Linked DNA regions of Homo sapiens: region 1 is linked to region 2. Evidence: chromatin loops called from intact Hi-C (ENCODE). Cell type or tissue: Caco-2. All regions are shown on one strand. Each heading gives the region's core, and the rest is flanking DNA. Links, peaks and the distances in the headings are about the cores only.

The links. Hi-C counts contacts between places; a loop is a spot of excess contacts. Peaks named below come from ENCODE experiments on the same cell type or tissue, not always from the same donor. Only the 100,000 strongest peaks of a DNase experiment are listed, where the experiment ranks them.
Region 1: it touches region 2 in a loop (2.0-fold over the local background); 2 of 110 quality-filtered maps call a loop at or near these places.

What each region holds. Positions count from the first base shown.
Region 1 is chr4:6,621,111-6,630,270 of GRCh38, reverse strand. It overlaps MAN2B2 (mannosidase alpha class 2B member 2), which reads right to left. Exons shown (of 19, transcript NM_015274.3): 19 at 6,909-9,083. The coding sequence ends at 8,986. Among named protein-coding and RNA genes, the nearest start is that of MRFAP1, 15 kb to the left of the region's middle. RefSeq lists a silencer at 7,628-7,821. In Caco-2, for the core only: no CTCF peak of the experiment used is centred there; a DNase peak (open chromatin) is centred at 4,121.
Region 2 is chr4:6,677,700-6,686,646 of GRCh38, reverse strand. No RefSeq gene overlaps it. Among named protein-coding and RNA genes, the nearest start is that of MRFAP1L2, 8.1 kb to the right of the region's middle. RefSeq lists enhancers at 1,960-2,461, 3,013-3,515. In Caco-2, for the core only: a CTCF peak has its summit at 5,818; a DNase peak (open chromatin) is centred at 5,863.

The DNA of each region.
Region 1 (9,160 bases), core at 625-8,624, 56 kb after region 2:
AAAAACAAACAAAAAGAACCTAAAATCAAGGTATGTGCTATATATAAGAAACACACCTATAATGAAGTGACAAGGAATGTATAAAAATTAAGGAATAAAGCACAATTTAAGGTTAAAATACGAAACAAGAGGAGCATTGTGTAATGATAAATATGACTTACAAAGAAGTTATATATTTCAGTTATCTAGTGCTGTGTTCATGACACCCTAAATTTTTTTCTTGAGACAGGTCTAAGTCTGTTGCCCAGGCTGGAGTGGAATGCCATGATCATGGCTCACTGCAGCCTTGAACTCCCAGGCTCAAGTGATCCTCCCACCTCAGCATCCTGAGCATCTGGGACTACAGGTGTGCACCACCATGTCTGCCTAATTTTTTTTTTTTTTTTTAAGAGACAAGGTCCCACCATGTTGCCCAGGCTAGTCTTGAACTCCCGGGCTCAAGTGATCCTCCCACATTAGCCTCCCAAAGTGTTGGGATTACACGTGTGAGCCACCACACCTGGCCCAAATCTTATGGTACTTAGCACCATAACAATCATTTGTCACAATTCTGTGGGTTAGGAGTTCGGGCAGGCCTCAGCTGGTTGGTTCTTCTGCTTCATGTATAGTTTATCACCTAGAGTCACTCACTCTGCTGGGTTGAGCTGCTACCTGGAATGGCTGAAAAACCCAAAAAGGTCTCACTCACATGTCTGGGGTCTTAGCTGGGGTGTTGGAATGGTCAGAGGCATTCTCTTTCATTACCTTAGTGAGAAGGATTCATATGCTTCCTTTGGATGTAAGGAAAGCTGGGGAATGTGGACCCTGTCTGGGAAGCCACTTCTCAGCTAAAACTGTCATTTATATCATGGAGGGGAAGAATGGATGCCAGCAGAAAGCTAACTAGCCCTGCCACAACCAAAAACATCCTTGTATTGTTTAAGCCAGTTTGAGCTAAGTACAGTCTGGATTATATAAAAAGAGCTGTTAGATACAAGATGTGAATTTGGACTTGTTTTATCTTTTTCCATTTATATATTTCACATTTTTGCATTTTTCTTTTAAATTTTTTAATATTTTTTGGTGACAATAACATATATATAACATTGTTTATATTCTCTTATATACATGTGCATTTACCATGTATATCATATATAAGAGAATTGAGTAGAAACATTTTATATATATATATGTGTATACAATATAGTTTCATCTATGAAAGAAACTCACTGTTAACAATCAACTAAGTCTGGAAATAAAACCATGCCACACCTAGAAATCCAGGTGTGTTCCTTCTTAACTCAGATCTCCCTCGCCCCACTGGAGGTAACCCCTCTTGTGACTTCTAGTTTCCTTTCCCTTCCCTTCCCTTCACTTCCTTTCCTTTCCCTTCCCTTCCCTTTCCTCCCCTCCCTTCCCCTCCCTTCTCAGCCCCTCCCTGCTCCTTCCCTCCCTTTGCTTCTCTTCTTTCTTTTCTTTTTTTTTTTTTGAAACAGGGTCTTTCTCTGTCACCCAGACTGGAGTGCAGTGGCATGATCTCAGCTCACTGCAGCCTCAACCTCCCAGGCTCAAGCGATCCTCCTGCCTCAACCTCCTGAGTAGCTGGGACTACAGACATGTGCCACCACCACCTGTTGTTTATTTTTTTTTTGTAGAGATGGGGTTTTGCCATGTTGCTTAGGCTGGTCTTGAACTCCTGGGCTCAAGTGATCTGCCACCTTAGCCTCCCAAAGTGCTAAAATTACAGGACAGAGTCACTGTACCCAGCCTTGGCCAGTCATTTCTTCACTTTCTTTGTTGTTTTATCCACTAGGAATGCAATCATAAAGAATACGGTATAGTCTTTCCCACTTTTGAACTTTATGTAAATGGAATCATAGTTATTCATTTGTATATTGCTGCTTCTGCTCAATATAGTCTATCTATCATCTATCTAACATCTATCTATCATCTATCTATCTATCATCTATCACCTCTGTCTCTCTATCTGAGATTCACCTGTATTGATGCAGGTAAGGATAGTTCACTCATTTTGATTGCTCTATGGCAGTGAGTGTTAAAATTGAGTGTGCATCAGAAAAACCCAGGAAATTTGTTAAAACACATGTTCCAGGGCCCATCCCTACAGTTTCTGATTTATTTGATCTGGGATAAGGCCTGAGACTTTGTGTTTCTAACAACTCCCCAGGTGATGCTGGCACTACTGGTGTGGGGACCGCACTTTGAGACCTGCTGTTCTGTAGTATTCTCTTGTACAAATAAACCAGCCTCTATCCAAGCACTGGTAAGGGGCCTATGAATGGTTTTCATTTACAGCTATCATGAACAATGCCACTGAACAGTCTTACATATTTTTGTGCACACGAACATGATTCTTTTCTTTTTTTTTTTTTTGAGATGGAGTCTCACTCTGTCACCCAAGCTGGAGTGCCATGGTGCGTTCTCTCTGCTCACTGCAACCTCTGCCTCCCAGGTTCAAGCAGTTCTCTTGCCTCAGCCTCCCGAGTAACTGGGGCTACAGGCATGCACCATTACACCCAACTAATTTTTTATTTTATTATTTATTTATTTATTTGTTTATTTTTTGAGACAGAGTCTTGCTCTTTCGCCCAGGCTGGAGTGCAGTGGCGCGATCTCGGCTCACTGCAAGTTCCGCCTCCCGGGTTCACACCATTCTCCTGCCTCAGCCTCCCGAGTAGCTGGGACTACAGGTGCCCGCCACCACACCCGGCTAATTTTTTGTATTTTTAGTAGAGACGGGGTTTCACCGTGTTAGCCAGGATGGTCTCGATCTCCTGACCTCGTGATCCGCCCACCTTAGCCTCCCAAAGTGCTGGAATTACAGGCATGAGCCACGGCGCCCGGCCTTTTTTTTTTTTTTTTTTTTTTTTTTTTTTAGTAGAGATGGGGTTTCACCATGTTGGCCCAGGCTGGTCTTAAACTCCTGACCTCCCTCAAGTGATCTGCCCACCTTGGCCTCCCAAAGTGCTAGGATTACAGGCGTGAGCCACCACGCCTGGCCAAACATCATTTTCTAGCTTACATACCTAGAACAGAATTGCTGGGTCTAGAGCATGAGTATCTTTAACTTTAGAAGATAACATGGAACTAGTTTCTTAAGTTTGCTCCTTCTGTTTACTCTCACATTAGAAGTCTGAGAGAGTTTCCATGATTGTCCACTAAAAAATTGCCCATATTTTTAATCTTTTAAATAGAAAACACGGCAGATGTGAAACAGTGTCTTATTGTGGTTTTCATTTGCACAGACCTGAATGCTAAGGAGGCTGACCATCTTTTCACGCCTGTATTGACCGCTGGGGTTTCAGCTGGGGGCTGTCTGCGTACGATGCGAGGGAGGGTGAAGTTTCTTTTTGTTCCAAGTGAGGGGGAGTTGTCACAGCACCTCTGCCATGCAACATTCTTCCTCACCATGTGGCACCCCATCTCGCTCTTTTTTTTTTTTGAGACCGAGTTTCGCTCTTGTTGCCCAGGCTAGAGTGCAGTGGCGCGATCTTGGCTCATCGCAACCTCCGCCTCCCGGGTTCAAGCGATTCTCCTGCCTCAGCCTTCCTGAGTAGCTAGGATTACAGGCATGCACCACCACACCTGGCTAATTTTGTATTTTTAGTAGAGACGGGGTTTCTCCGTGTTGGTCAGGCTAGTCCCGAACTCCCGACCTCAGATGATCCACCCGCTTCGACCTCCCAAAGTGCTGGGATTACAGGCGTGAGCCACCGCGCCCGGCCCCATCTCTCTTCTATCAGCTTCCGTGTGCGCGGTCCAGCTTCTGAGCTCTTTGTTTGCTCTGGTCTGAATGTTTTTGTCCCCCTAAATTCATATACCGAACCCTAATCCCCCAGTTGATGGTATTAGGAGGTGGGGATGTTGGGAGGTGATTAGGTTATGGGGATTAGTGTAACTGAACTCGGGTTCAGGCCACTCACTCGCCGACATTCGAGAGACAAGTTTTGGTAAAAGGAAAGGTAGCTTTATTCGAGAAGCCAGCAGCTTGGGAGGTGGGGGCAGGGGCACTGAACTCTTGTGTTCAAAGATCACCTCTCCAAGTTGTGTCTCCAGATGCACGTTTTTAAGGGAAATCTGGGGAAGTGCGAATGATGATCAAAGCATTCTTGTGGAACAGCAGCTATGTGCGCAGTCTCAGGCAGGTAGTTACGATTGCTGTCTTGCGGGGATGTCATGTGACCTTTTGCAAGTGCAGCTATTTTTTTTTTTTTTTTTTTTTTTTTTTTTTTTGGAACAGGGTTTCATTCTGTTGCCCAGGCTGGAGTGCAGTAGCATGATCACGGCTTACTGTAGCCTTGACCTCCCCAGGTTCAGGTGATCCTCCCACCTCACCCTCTACAGTAGCTGGGACTAAAGGCACGCACCATCACACCTGGCTAATTTTAAAATTTTTTTTAGAGATTGGGTTTTACCAAGTTGCCCAGGCTGGTCTCCAACTCCTGGGCTCAAATGATCTCTCCCCCTCAGCCTCCCAAAGTGCTGGCTGCACCAGGCCAGCCAGATTAGTCTTAGTTTTGCTTTTTTTTTGGACAGTCTCACTCTGTTGCCCAGGCATGGCTCATTGCAGCCTTGACTTCACTGGCTCAGGGGATCCTTCCACCTCAGCCTCCTGAGTAGCTGGGACTACAGGCGTGTGCCACACCTACTTAAATTTTGTTACTATTTATAGAGACGGGGTCTCCCTATTTTGCCCAGGCTGGTCTCAAACTTTTGGACTTACGTGATCCTCCTGCCTCGACCTCAGCCCAACTATTCTCATCTGGTGGGTGGAAACCTGCGGCTAGCCGCTTCCAGGATTGCTGGTCAGTGCACTTCTCTCTTATCTCTGCTGAAGGTCCTCTTTCCCTGAGGCTGTTTTTAATGAATAGTGTGTAAGCGTAAGCAAAGCTGTAATTATACTCAAGCAAACACAATTTTTCTTTAAGGTAGACTCAGTACTGTTATATTAGCACCCTCCTAGAAACCGAGCCCAGAGAGCTGCCTTGCCCCTTCTGCCATGTGAGGACGGAGCAAGACGGCACCATCTATAGACCAGGAAACAGCCCCTCCCCAGACACCGAATCTGCTGGCACCTTGGACTCCCAGCATCCAGAATTGGGAGAAATAAATTCCTGTTGTTGATAAGCCACTCAGTGTATGGTATTCTTTTTTTTTTTTGAGACGGAGTCTCGCTCTGTCACCCAGGCTGGAGTGCAGTGGCACAATCTCGGTTCACTGCAAGCTCCGCCTCCCGGGTTCCCGCCATTCTTCTGCCTCAGCCTCCCGAGTAGCTGGGACTACAGGCCGCCCGCCACCACGCCCGGCTAATTTTTTGTATTTTTAGTAGAGACGGGGTTTCACTGTGGTCTCGATCTCCTGACCTTGTGATCCGCCCACCTTGGCCTCCCAAAGTGTACGGGATTCTATGACAGCAGCCCAAACGGACGAAGATGTGCACTTGTGTGTGTGTGTGTGTGTGTGTTTTTTTTTTTTTGAGACAGAGTTTCGCTCTTGTCGCCCAGGCTGGAGCGCAGTGGCACGATCTCGGCTCACCGCAATCTCCGCCTTCTGGGTTCAAGAGATTCTCCTGCCTCAGCCTCCCGGGTAGCTGGGATTACAGGTGCCCACCACCATGCCCGGCTAATTTTGTATGTTTAGTAGAGACGGGGTTTCTCCATGTTGGTCAGGCTGGTCTCGAACTCCTGACCTTAGGTGATCAGCCCGCCTCGGCCTCCCAAAGTGCTGGGATTACAGTCGTCTGCCACTAAGCCTGGCTAATTTTTGTATTTTTTTAGAGAGGGGGTTTCACTATGTTGGCCAGCCTGGTCTCGAACTCCTGGCCTCTAGTGATCCACCCACCTTGGCCTCCCAAAGTGCTGGGATTACAGGCACGAACCACTGTACCTAGCCCCAGTGCACTTCAGAATCATCCTGTCAAGTTCCGCAATAAACCTGTTGGGGATTGTCAGTGAGCAACGTAGTTTATTGGGAGTTTGGTGGTGGTGGTTTGTAAAAAAAAAAAAAAAAAAAAAAAAAAAACAAACAACAACAACAAAAAACAGGCCATTCACAGTGGCTTGAGCCTGTAATCCCAGCACTTTGGGAGGCCTAGGTGGGAGGATCGCTTGAGCTCAGGAGTTCAAGACCAGCTTGGGCAACATAGTGAGACTGCGTCTCCACAAACATTTTAAAAATTAGTTGGGTGTAGTGACTCATGCTTGTAGTCCCAGCTACTCAGGAGGGTGGGATGGGAGGACTACTTGAGCCCAGGAGTTAAGAGGTTCCAGTGAGCTATGATAGTGCCACTGCACTCCCACCTGGGTGACAGAGCGAGACCCTGTGTCTAAAAAAGTAAAATGAAATGAAATAACAACAAAGCAACAAATGGATGTTAGATTTTAGCCAATATTCTGTCTATTGTGGGTGGGTTTTCCCCTGTCATCTATATTCTTCTCACTCTTCCCAGTTGAGGGTGCTGGGTGCTGGAGGGACCGCAGGGGGAAGTGGCTCTCTTGCTGTTTCTGTTCTGGACGGGGATGGTCAGCATGGGTGATGGTACTTTCAGTGCACATGATTTTTCTACAGCCTGGCTGCGCTGGGGATAACATTTCCATAGTCTTCTTTATTTTTTTCTGAGACAGGGTCTTGCTCTATTACCCCGGTTGGAGTTAGTGGCATGATCATGGCTCACTGAAGCCTCGACCTCCTGGGCTCAAGTGAGCCTCCCACCTCAGCCCCCAGAGTAGCTGGGACCACTGGTGCACACCACCACGCTCGTCTAAAGAATAGTTTTTGTAGAGATGGGGTCTCACTATATTGCCGAGGCTGGTCTGGAACACCTGGGCTCAAGCGATCCTTCTGCCTAGGGCTCCCAGCGTGTTGGAATTTCAGGCATGAACCACCACGCCTGGCCTCCGTAGTCTTCCTTTTTTTTTTTTTTTTGAGACGGAGTCTCACTCTTGTCACCCAGGCTGGAGTGCAGAGGCGGAGGTCTCCTCCGCCTCCCAGGTTCAAGTGATTGATTCTCCTGCCTCAGCCTCCCGAGTAGCTGGGACTACAGGCGCACACCACCACACCCGGTTAACTTTGTATTTTTAGTAGAGATGGGGTTTCACCATGTTGGCCAGCCTGGTCTTGAACTACTGACCACCAGTGATCCGGTTGCTTTGGCCTCCCAAAGTGCTGGGATTAAGGCATGAACCACTGCCCAGCCTCCATAGTCTTCTTGACACAGAAACCAAGCCTCATGCAGCCCACATGCTCTAAAGGGCTCCTGCCTCACTCCTTGTGCCTCAACCTCCCACTGCACATCCATGCCTCTGGTGGCTGCTCACCTGACCCCACCTCACAGGGGTGGCCTATTGCTTGGTCAGCAACTCCAGCCCAGCTCCTGCCTGGCCAAACCAGAGACTGTCTTTGCTGTCTGGTGGCCAAACTGCACGTTGTCCAGAGGTCTGACTCCTTCCAAGCTGGTCCTTTCTGGGTACTTTCCTTCAGCCCTAGAGTACCAAATAATTTCCTACATCTTACAGTTTACTCTTTAAAACGGTTTAGGCCGGGCACATTGGCTCACGCCTGTAATCCTGGCACTTTGGGAGGCCGGGGCAGGCAGATCACCTGAGGTCAGGAGTTCCAGATCAGCCTGGCCAACATGGTGAATCCCCGTCTCTACTAAAAATACAAAAATTAGCTGACGCAGTGGTGCATCTCTAGTAGCAGCTACTCGGGAGGCAGAGGCTGGAGAATTGCTTGAACCCAGGAGGTGCAGGTCGCAGTGAGCTGAGATCTTGACACTGCACTCCAGCCTGGGCGACAGAGTGAGACTCTGTCTCGGGAAAAAAAAAAAAAAGTTTTAAAATTGAGATATAATTCACAGACCATAAAATTCATCTTCCAAAGTTTTTAATTCATTGGTTTCTAGTATATTCACAAAGTTGTGCAACCATCATTCCACAATTTCATCATCTTCCAAAGAAAGCCCGTCCCTGTTAGCTGTCATGCCTCTTCTCTCTTCCTCCAGTACCTGGCAACCACCAATGTGCTTTGTCTCTGATACACAGATTTGCCTATTCTGGACATTTCACATAAACTCGTGATTGGCTTCTTTCACTTAGCGTAATATTTGTAGGATTCACTCAGGCTGTGGCATGCGTCAGAATTTCCTTCCTTTTTATGGCCAAATAATATTCCATTGTATGGACAGAACACACTTCATGTCTTAATTCATCTGTGGATGGACATTTGGGTTGTTGCTACCGTTTGACTTTTGAGTAATGCTGCTATGAACGCGGGAGCACAGGTATTGTGTGGATGGATGTTTTCAATTCTCTTGGGCATAGACCTGGGAAGGTTATACTTTTATTGATATTAATAGTTCTGATATTGGACATCCCTGCTGTGTGGTTTCACCTCTCATGGACTCTGACGGCTGCTGTGCCTTCTCTGCTCGGCAGGCGGTGCCCTGAGGCACAGGTGGGCGTCTGGGGCTGGAACTCTCGCTAGGCGCTACAACTTCCTCTCCTGCCCTGTGGCAGAGCCAAGCCCCTTGCAGGGCTGTTGCCAGCATGGGATGAGTCTATGAAAACACGTGGCACGCAGTAGGTCCACAGTTACCACTGGCAGCCTGGCAAGCCTGGCAGGGCCCGGACGGCAGATGCGCTTCGGTGCTGCTGTGAGTCTTGTGCTCTGCCTTAGGCAGAAAGTCCTGGGTTTGTGTTTTGTGAATGAATGACGCATGAGTGTGCCAAATATCCTTTACGTGACAGAAGAGGAGAGGGCTGGCTTGATTGAGTGTGGGGGGGAAGAACCTGGATCTTGTAATGTAATTTTTGTTTAAAAAAATTAGGGAAAAACCCCAAATATGACCATTTCCTGCCATTAGCCTGCAGATGAGCAGCTGACTCCCCAGTCCCATCCCTCCGCACTGCTTTTCCCTGTCCTGGGTCTGTTCTGTTACATGGAGTTCCTGGGGGAAGCCCTGGGGCCGGGGCATCTGCCCAGGGCTCACTGCTGTTGAAAGTGAATAAAGAACGTCCGGATTTCCTTTGGGTGGACGGTGATGATGGGGCCTCCTGGTGGCCTCGAGGGAGAGGTGGTGTCACCTAGGGGAACAGAGGTGATCTGTCCAGTGTGGCCTGGGATGCCTCCTCCCAGCCTCCCTCTCACCCCCTGCACCTGT
Region 2 (8,947 bases), core at 948-8,947:
TCCTTCAGGCCAATGCAGTGGCTCGTGCCTGTAATCCCAACACTCTGGGAGGCTGAGGCAGGAGGATGGCTTGAGCCCAGGAGATCAAGACCAGCCTGGGCAACATAGCAAGACCCCATCTCTACAAAAAAATTAAAACCAAAAAGGCTTCAAATGTCTTTCCTCATCAGATCCCTCTGGCATGGACATGAATTCCTCCCTGTGACCTTCATTTTAAGTAGAAGCACAGGGACATCTCAAGTGTCCCGGTGGTGGCAGGAACGGGGCCCCCTGCCTGTGAGCACAGGGCTGGCTGGTGCAGGGTACTGGCCTCAGGTGAGCAGCCTGCCCAGCCCCTGGGTCACTGACTTCCTGAGTGACTCTGGGGCCCTTTCCTTCCTCTAGGGCCACTTTCTTCATCTGTAAAACAAGGGATTCAGATGAGATCACCTCCAGGACTCTGAACCCACAGAGCCCACATTCTCACACCAAGGTGCCCAGATTCCTAGGCGTGCACAGTGCATGCTGGGCACATTAGAACACCAGGGGTTTTAAAACATTTCTATTTAGACTAAGAAACTCACATGGGGAGAAATCAGGAGCCCTGTGAAAACACGGGGTCTCCATCTCCCAGACCCATCCAGCCAGTTCCTGGAGAGACAGTTCTTCCCACCCCCGAGTGGCCATGTGCACTGGGGGTCCTGACCCAGGCGAGGCAGTCTCCATAGTCAGCTCCCCTGTCTGGGTCTTGGGTGCCCACAAAGGGAAGGCCTGTTGGAGAACCTGGAGGAGGAGGAGTTGAGAGGAGGAGGGAGAGAGGCTGGGCACTGCAGCCTGTGGAAGTCCTGTTAAGTCTGCAGTCGGCACACCCCACATTTGCCGCTTCTGCCCTCGCAGCGAGTCTCCCAGTGCTGCCAAGGTCAACACCCTGGGGTGGGGGTGCAGGCTGAGGCCTGGAGCAGAGGATGGGGTCCAAGTCTGGCTCAGCCATGTGCTGGCTGGGGACCTCTCTAAGCCCAGTTTTCTCATCTGTAAAATGGATGGGGTGCACATGCTCCTACCCCAAGGATTGTTGTGAGGATGGGCAGTGCCCATCCGGCAGTTGCTCATTGGCAGCTGAATGGTGAATGTTATCTGTCCACTTGGATAGGCTATTGGCCCTGTTGTTTGTTCAAACTCTCATCTAGATGCCGCTGTGAAGATATTTTTGGGTGTCATTAGTATTTAACTAGTGGACTTTGAATAAAACAGATGACCTTCCATAGTGTGGGTAGGCCTCGTCCAATCCGTTGAAACTGAGGTTTCCAGAAGGAATTCTGCCTCGAGAGCACAATACAGAAAGCCTGACTCAGTTTCCAGCCTGCACCGTGTGGACTCAAGCCTGAGATATCAGCTATTCCCTGAGTCTCAGGCCTGCCAGCCTGCCCTAAGAGTTTGGACTTACCAGTCCCCACAATCACACGAGCCAATCGCTTAAAACTCAATCAATCAATCAGTGTTAAAATAAGTTACCAATGTTCAAAAATAAGGTTTCACACACACACACACACACAAGAGGATTCCTAACATGGAAATCAGATGATGTGACCACACTGGGCATCCGTTCCTGCCAGAGCGGGACAGTCAAGCCCCCCGCTCCCCTCACCTGAGGTTGGGCTGCCCCAGGCATGTGAGTTTTTCCAAGCTCCTTTCTGGCTCTGGGTTCAGTTTAGCAAACGCTTGGTTGGAAACACTCTCGCTAGGTGCTGGGGATACCGGGGAGAGTGTGGTCCCTGCCCTGGAGGAGGTGCTGTGGCATCCTGGTGGGGACCAACCCGCCAGCCCACGGTGCAGGCAAGAGAGGTCAGGCGGGGAGGAGTAGGGCGAAGCCTGGGGGTGTGCAAGCCCCCTGCCTCCTCCTTCCCTTGGGAAGACCGCAGAGCCACAGCCTGGCCATCCTGTTCACGGGAAAGCTGGGTTGGAGAAGCTAGCTTGGGTCTGGGACCAGAAGAGGACTCATGGGTCCTACTCCTGGAATTGGTCTATGAGGTGCAGCCACTCCCAGCCCTGCCAGCTCAGGAAAGGGGGGCCGTTTCTCCAAATCTCAGCCCCCTCAGGTGCCCACTGTCTCCTGAAGTGGCGGGAGAGCAGGGGAGTCTCTTGTCCTTGTGAGGAGAGCAGCGGTTTGTTCTGGAACCGGGGGCCTTAAGGGGAGCCCGCAGAGAGCGACGCTGGCATCTGCCTCATGGGGAGCTGTGAAGACCCTGAATAAAGTGCACGAGACATTTTCCCTCAGCCAGCAACTGTGATCGCGACACTGTGGCGCTTGTCCTGGAGGTGTGCGGATGGGGACTGCTGCTGAGCACTCTGGCCCGGCCCCTCTTTCTTTAGATGGACTCCTGGAAATGAGACTAAAGTTGAAGCACCTGAATGCTTACATGTTTTACCTCTAACGTTTATTTTAAAAAATTTGTGGCCAGGCACAGTGGCTCACGCCTGTAATCCTAGCATTTTGGGAGGTCGAGGTGGGCAGATCACCTGAGGTCAGGAGTTCGAGGTGACCTCCTCGAACATGGTGAGACCCCGTCTCTTCTAAAAATACAAAAATTAGCCAGGCGTGGTGGCAGGCGCCTGTAATCCCAGCTACTTGGGAGGCTGAGGCAGGAGAATCGCTTGAGCCCGGGAGTTGGAGGTTGCAGTGAGCAGAGATTGTGCCACTGCACTCCAGCCTGGGTAACAGAGCGAGACTCTGTCTCAAAAAAAAAAAAATTGTATAACACTACTTTTTAAATTTTTTAGAGACAGAGTCTCATTCTGCTGCCCAGGCTGGAGTGCAGTGGCATGATAGCTCACTGCAGCCTCGAACTCCTGGGCTCAAGCCATCCTCTTGCTTCAGCCTCCTGAGTAGTGGGGACTAATTTTTTAAAAATTCTTTTTGTAGAGACGGGGCCTTGCTATGTTACCCAGGCTGGTCTTGGACTCCTGGGCTCAAGCAAGCCTCCCAAATCACTGGGATTACAGGCATGAACCACCACACCTGGCTTAATATTACTTTTATTAGTTTTTTAAACACTATGAAGTATAAATAACAAAAAAACGGAGCTTAATCTTGCTACTCAGATATATTTTGTTGATATTAGCAACTAAATAAAGAGGGTCTCAAGCAGGTTTAGAAAATTTAAGCGAGATTAGAAGGGCACCTGATGAAACGGAAAACCCTCACTCGACCCAGCCTCAGCCCTCAGTCTGGGGCAACTACTAACAGTTGCTGTGGTTTCTTCCAGAAGAATGTTGCCACACACCCCAGCTTGTAGGAGTCAGCGCTGGTGTGTGCAGCAGTGAGAAGGCGCGCATCTTCCTTCACAGGCACCATGGCCACTGTCCTGCTCTGGCACAGCTTGCCTTTCCACCTGAGCCCTCCCAGCACGCTTTCCACTTCAGTCCAGCAAGGCGGTCTCGTCCCTCTTGTTCTGGTCCCTTTGGTTAGGGCCTCCCTCTCTACGAGCACTAGCCCTGCCAGTGGCCTGGGAGCTCTGCAAAGGCCAAGGGTGGGTCCAACCCACCTCTGAATGCCTGGAGCCCAGCTCAGGACAGGGGCCCCTTTCCTGGAGCTGTGGGTGGTATGGAGGCAGGGCTGGGAGAGGAGAGACAGAGGGTGGAGGACTGGAGGGGTCAGGGTCAAGGTGAGGGTCAGCATCCTGCCAAACTCTGCTGCCCACAGCAGACCTGGGGTGCTGTCTGCAACTAGGTGAGGAGAGCTGGCTGGTGTGAGCCACGATTAAGTGTTTCCCAGGTGCATGGGTGGTAAAGGTTTATTTAAAACCAACCAAGCAACCAACCAAATCTCTGCCTCACTGCTCCCCGCCCCAGCCCTCCCGCTCCAGCCACAAGCACCCTGCTGCCATCATGTTACATGGCATGGCTTCATTGTCCCCTGGCTTAAGGAGAATGTTTCCCGCAGGTTGTAAGTGGACAATTTTATCCACCTAGTACTAGCGTGTGAGAAGTTTTGAAATGAATGTTCATGTACTAGATTGCGTGAAATGCCTTTTCTGTGTCTAATGAGACCTTAGTGTGTTTTTCTTTCTCCACTCATCTGCCAGTGGGGTGCATTACCTTACTGGACTTATTCAGGCTCAGCAGCCTTGACAAAGACCTTATGGAATTTCCTTTTTTTTTTTTCTTTTTTTTTTTTTTGACAGAGTCTCACTCTGTTGCCCAGGTTAGAGTGCAATGGCGCCATCTTGACTCACTGCAACCTCTGCCTCCCGGGTTCAAGCGATTCTCCTGCCTCAGCCTCCCGAGTAGCTGGGGTTACAGGTGCATGCCACCATGCCCAACTAATTTTTGTATTTTTTAGTAGGGGTTTCACCACGTTGGCCAGGCTGGCCTTGAACTCCTGGCCTCAGGTGATCCACCCGCCCTGGCCTCCCAAATTGCTGGGATTACAGGCGTGAGCCACTGCGCCCGGCCTTCTTATGGCATTTACTATCTGGCTCCTTAGCGAAAATTTAATTGCTAATCTAGGGCAAAGTTTTCTCCAATCAGTCCTCCCAGCAGTTCTGACAGGGATACAGGCAGGGAGTATCATGCCCATCTTACGGGTGGGGAGAGATATTCAGAAAGGCCTGGTGCCTTCCCCAGGGCTGCACAGCTCACAGATGCAGAAGGCACAATGGGAAAGTATCTTCTGCTCACCTCCCTCCACCTGCACCAAGGCTGGAGCAAAGAAATGCAAAGAACGCTGCCCAGCTGCCCCACAGCCCCCAAAGACTTGGTGTGATGAGCTCTGGATGGCAGCTGGGAACGTCTTCTTTTAATGAGGGCTCCCCTCTTCCATCCACAGTCGTTGAACCTCTCAGGAGGGCTGGGCTGGTAGCATCCTGAGAATAATGAAAAAGCTGGGAAATGATGCTCCGTGGATTGGCCATTGATGAGACTGGTGCCTTCTCCAGTAAAGTGGACCTGCAGGATGAGTCTTCCAAAGGGACCTTCGTGGAGTCTAAGTAGCACATCAAACATCCTCCCAAAAGGCTGTCCACCAGGTGTCCCCCAGACTGCACACGGATAAGGGTTCTGAAGTCATCTGTGCTCAGGCAGAGCCTTGAGAGGACTGCTGCCTGCGATCCGAGTGGGGCGAGAATGGATCCACAGTGAGCCTGGGCTTCTATGAGCTTGACTAAGAAACAGCACGACCATCCTTTGGTCATGAACTGCACCTGCCTGCACACCTCCACGCTGCAGGCGCACCTGCTGAATGCACTGGGGGCAGCCTGCTGAATGGTGGGGAGGCCTCTCCACTGTCAGCAGAGGGCTGCACAGGAGCTGGGGGCAGCCGGCAGGGGGAGCCCTTGTGCCCAGGGCACTGACGCCACTCAGGGAGGGCAGAACATGGCCTCCTGCTTTTTGTGGAAGCTTTTCAGGCCAGCTCCCCCAGAGACCCTGGGGGAAAGGGCTCGTGGGTCAGGGCTCATAAACCATAATCATCCAACATATAACTTTAGAACAAATTGGACTGCTCAGGAGGGAGAGGGCCCCGAGAGGCCACAGAAGACTTGGTGGGCTGAAGTGTGGAACAAGCTGTGTGAGGGGAGCCTAAGCTGGCTGGGGTGCCCTAGAACTTGAAGTTCAGGACTCTGGGGGAAAGCAGGGAGAGGGCTGGGGGCTTGGAGGGGCGGCATTTGGGTCGTGGTTGGAATGTTCCCAAAGGAAATGTTCTAGAAATGAAGTGTCAGTGCAGGTGCACTTCTGGCTACTGGCTTCATCGAATTAAGTTGGGGATGGGATTATGCGAACTGGCTGACCACCAGAGGAGGGACTCTGCAAGATGCAGAGGAAGGCAGGCACCTACAGGGGGAGCTGCAGGGGCCACCCCACCTGCTGCCTGCAGCTGCGCCACCTGCATCCCATCTGTCCTGCTGCACCAGGTCAGTCCCGTCAGGCGGTACAGCTGTCCACATCACACATGGTCACACACAGAAAGACACCCTCCCTTCAGCTACCTCTGCAGTCACCCCATTTCTCTGCCACGTTACAGCAGAACTTCTCCAAAGAATGCTGCATGTTTTCTCTGTCCACCTTTACCATGGTTCAGCTGCAGTAGTGTCCCAGTCAGGGGATTCAGCATGGGCAAAGGCCCTGGGGCCACACCACATGCTTGCCATGGCCAGGAAACAGCAAAGCAGCCAGTGTGGCCAGGAGTGAAGAAGCACCGAGAAACTGGACTGGGGGACCACAGAAGCCTGCCCACTCTGCACTTTGTGGTCTGTGGCCCAGACTTCAATTCCATTCTAAGCGCCAAACACTGGAGTGACAGCTGAATTCTCAACATAGAAGCCAAAGTTAGTGAAATAACATGTTAATGACACCAAGAGAAAATACTCGCCAACCTAAAATTATATACCCAGAAAAATTATCTTTCAAGAAAGAGAGGAAACAAAACTGAGGAAGATAATGGGACTGGTTTGTCAGAGAGCAATGACTCAAGGGACCACATTAAGGAACTCTTCATTCTTCTGCGTCTCAGAGTATATGTGCGACCAGGACTGTGGGAATGAAGAAACACAGAAAAATGTGTCTGACTTACAGGACACTGAACAAATAAGACTGACAGGTACACCCTGACCCAAGTTCAGGATGCCTCTGAATACCCAAGAATTATGTTGTCATATGACATAATCAAGGGGGAGAAAAATCAAAGATCAATTTCATTTGTTCAGCAACCTTTTTCCAGTTGGAGAGAAGTCTCAGGGCATCTTGGAACCCAGGAATCTTCTGCTAATGAGACTCTTAGTCCCAATATAGGACCTACTTGGAAGTGCGAGTGTGGCTAGACCATATAATGAAATTCCAAAAGTCTCTGAGAGGGCCTCAGACACCTGTCTTCAAAGTGCTACCTCAGGGAGCAAGGCTAAAATTGTCCACGAGGTGGCTGGTTACTTTATATGAATCTGAGTCAAATGAAATGTCTAGGTTCCAAGGAAACTCAGAGACAACACAGTGCAAATCTATCATTTTATGGTGGCCCCCAAAGAGATGGCCACAGGGTGAGTAATCAGCACAGCCAGGAATGGAACTGCCCTCCTGATCCCGGCCCACGCCTTGTGTGCTGTTCGCTGTCCGATGTACAGCGGGGTTGGGGCTCTTCCTCCCCAAGTGCGTTCTCTTCCTCTAGGCTCATACACAGGATATTGCCCTTGGCTCCCAAGACGCAAAGTTCACAAACTTAGCTTTTACCATCATGGCACCCAAGATCCAAACTGCCTTCATCAAAGGAGTCAGGCAGGATGAGGAAACATGCAGATGTAGAGGGCTGGGCCTCAGTTGTTCTCTGCTGACAGGATGGGGTCAGTCAGATTGGAACCTTCTTTTTTTTATTTTTATTTTTTGAGATGGAGTCTCGCTCTGTGACCCAGGCTGGTGTGCAGTGGCACAATCTCGGCTCACTGCAAGCTCTGCCTCCCGGGTTCACGCCATTCTCCTGCCTCAGCCTCCTGAGTAGCTGGGACTACAGGTGCCTGCCACTACGCCCAGCTAATTTTTTGTATTTTTAGTGTAGATGGGGTTTCACTATGTTAGCCAGGATGGTCTCGATAACCTGACCTCGTGATCTGCCTGCCTCAGCCTCCCAAAGTGCTGGGATTACAGGTGTGAGCCACCGCACCCAGCCAGATTGGAACCTTCTACACACCCTCCTTTCCCCTGCCCACATCCCCACACGGCTTCAATCATGTAACACATATCTGTGACCCCTCAGGGAAGGAGCCTTGCCTATTCCCTGGCTGGGTAGATACCACCCACCCTGGGCTCTGCTCATGCTCAGCATTTCTCACCCACACACAGGGGCTAAGTGTCCATCTCACCCACTAGGGTGCAAACCCTCTGAAGGCAGCAGCTGTGCAAAAGGGTGGCTGTCATGTCTACTCCGGGCCTGGCACATGTTAAGTCTTTGGTATCTATTCAAAGAATACTTGAACAAATGAATCAATGACTCCATCGCCAAGGAGCCAACTGCTTCTTAGTTGGACCTAGTACATTGCCAGCATAACACACTGGATGAATACATCAACAAAGAAGTGAATCCATCCTATGACATCCACTGGCTGGTGTCCAGAAGACATCTGGAACATGGGACATGAGCAGAGCGGGGATGCCTGCATTCAGCCCTCCAAATCTCACTTAGCCTGAGAGACAACTTACACCTCTCGTCAGTCAGAGAGGGTCTCTCATGGAACATTCTATGAGGCCAGAAACTCAGTCCCAGGCTTGCTGCTGCAGCCCTCTCCAGAGTGGTCAGCATTCTGAACCATTGTTTCAAAAACCATCACGGGCCGGGCGCAGTGGCTCACGCCTGTAATCCCAGCACTTTGGGAGGCCGAGGCAGGTGGATCATGAGGTCAGGAGATCGAGACCATCCTGGCTAACAAGGTGAAACCCCGTCTCTACTAAAAATACAAAAAATTAGCCGGGCGCGGTGGCGGGCGCCTGTAGTCCCAGCTACTCGGGAGGCTGAGGCAGGAGAATGGCGTGAACCCGGGAAGCGGAGCTTGCAGTGAGCCGAGATTGCGCCACTGCAGTCCGCAGTCCGGCCTGGGCGACAGAGCGAGACTCCGTCTCAAAAAAAACAAAACAAAACAAACAAAAAAAACCCCATCACGACAGTTAGAGGATGCAGATGGCACATCAGGAGCTACTGATGTTGTGAAAGAGCTTTGGCATCAGTTGAATTCTTCCCGGCAAGGTTCTAGGGTTGTTTTCTGTTTTGTTTTTGGCTGAAGTTTCCCCACCTGAACAATGGGGATAATAAAATGACCTCTGATATTTGTGAAAATTAGATATGTTAAGTGCCTAATCCCAAGTGGATTCTTGTAATACAGGCTTTTGTTTTCTCATTTTCACATCCTCAGTGTCCTAACACTGGCGGGAGCTTAGGGAATTGGGCTGGGAGGTAACAGACGAGACAGGCCAGTGCAAAATGTTTCCCTTTTGG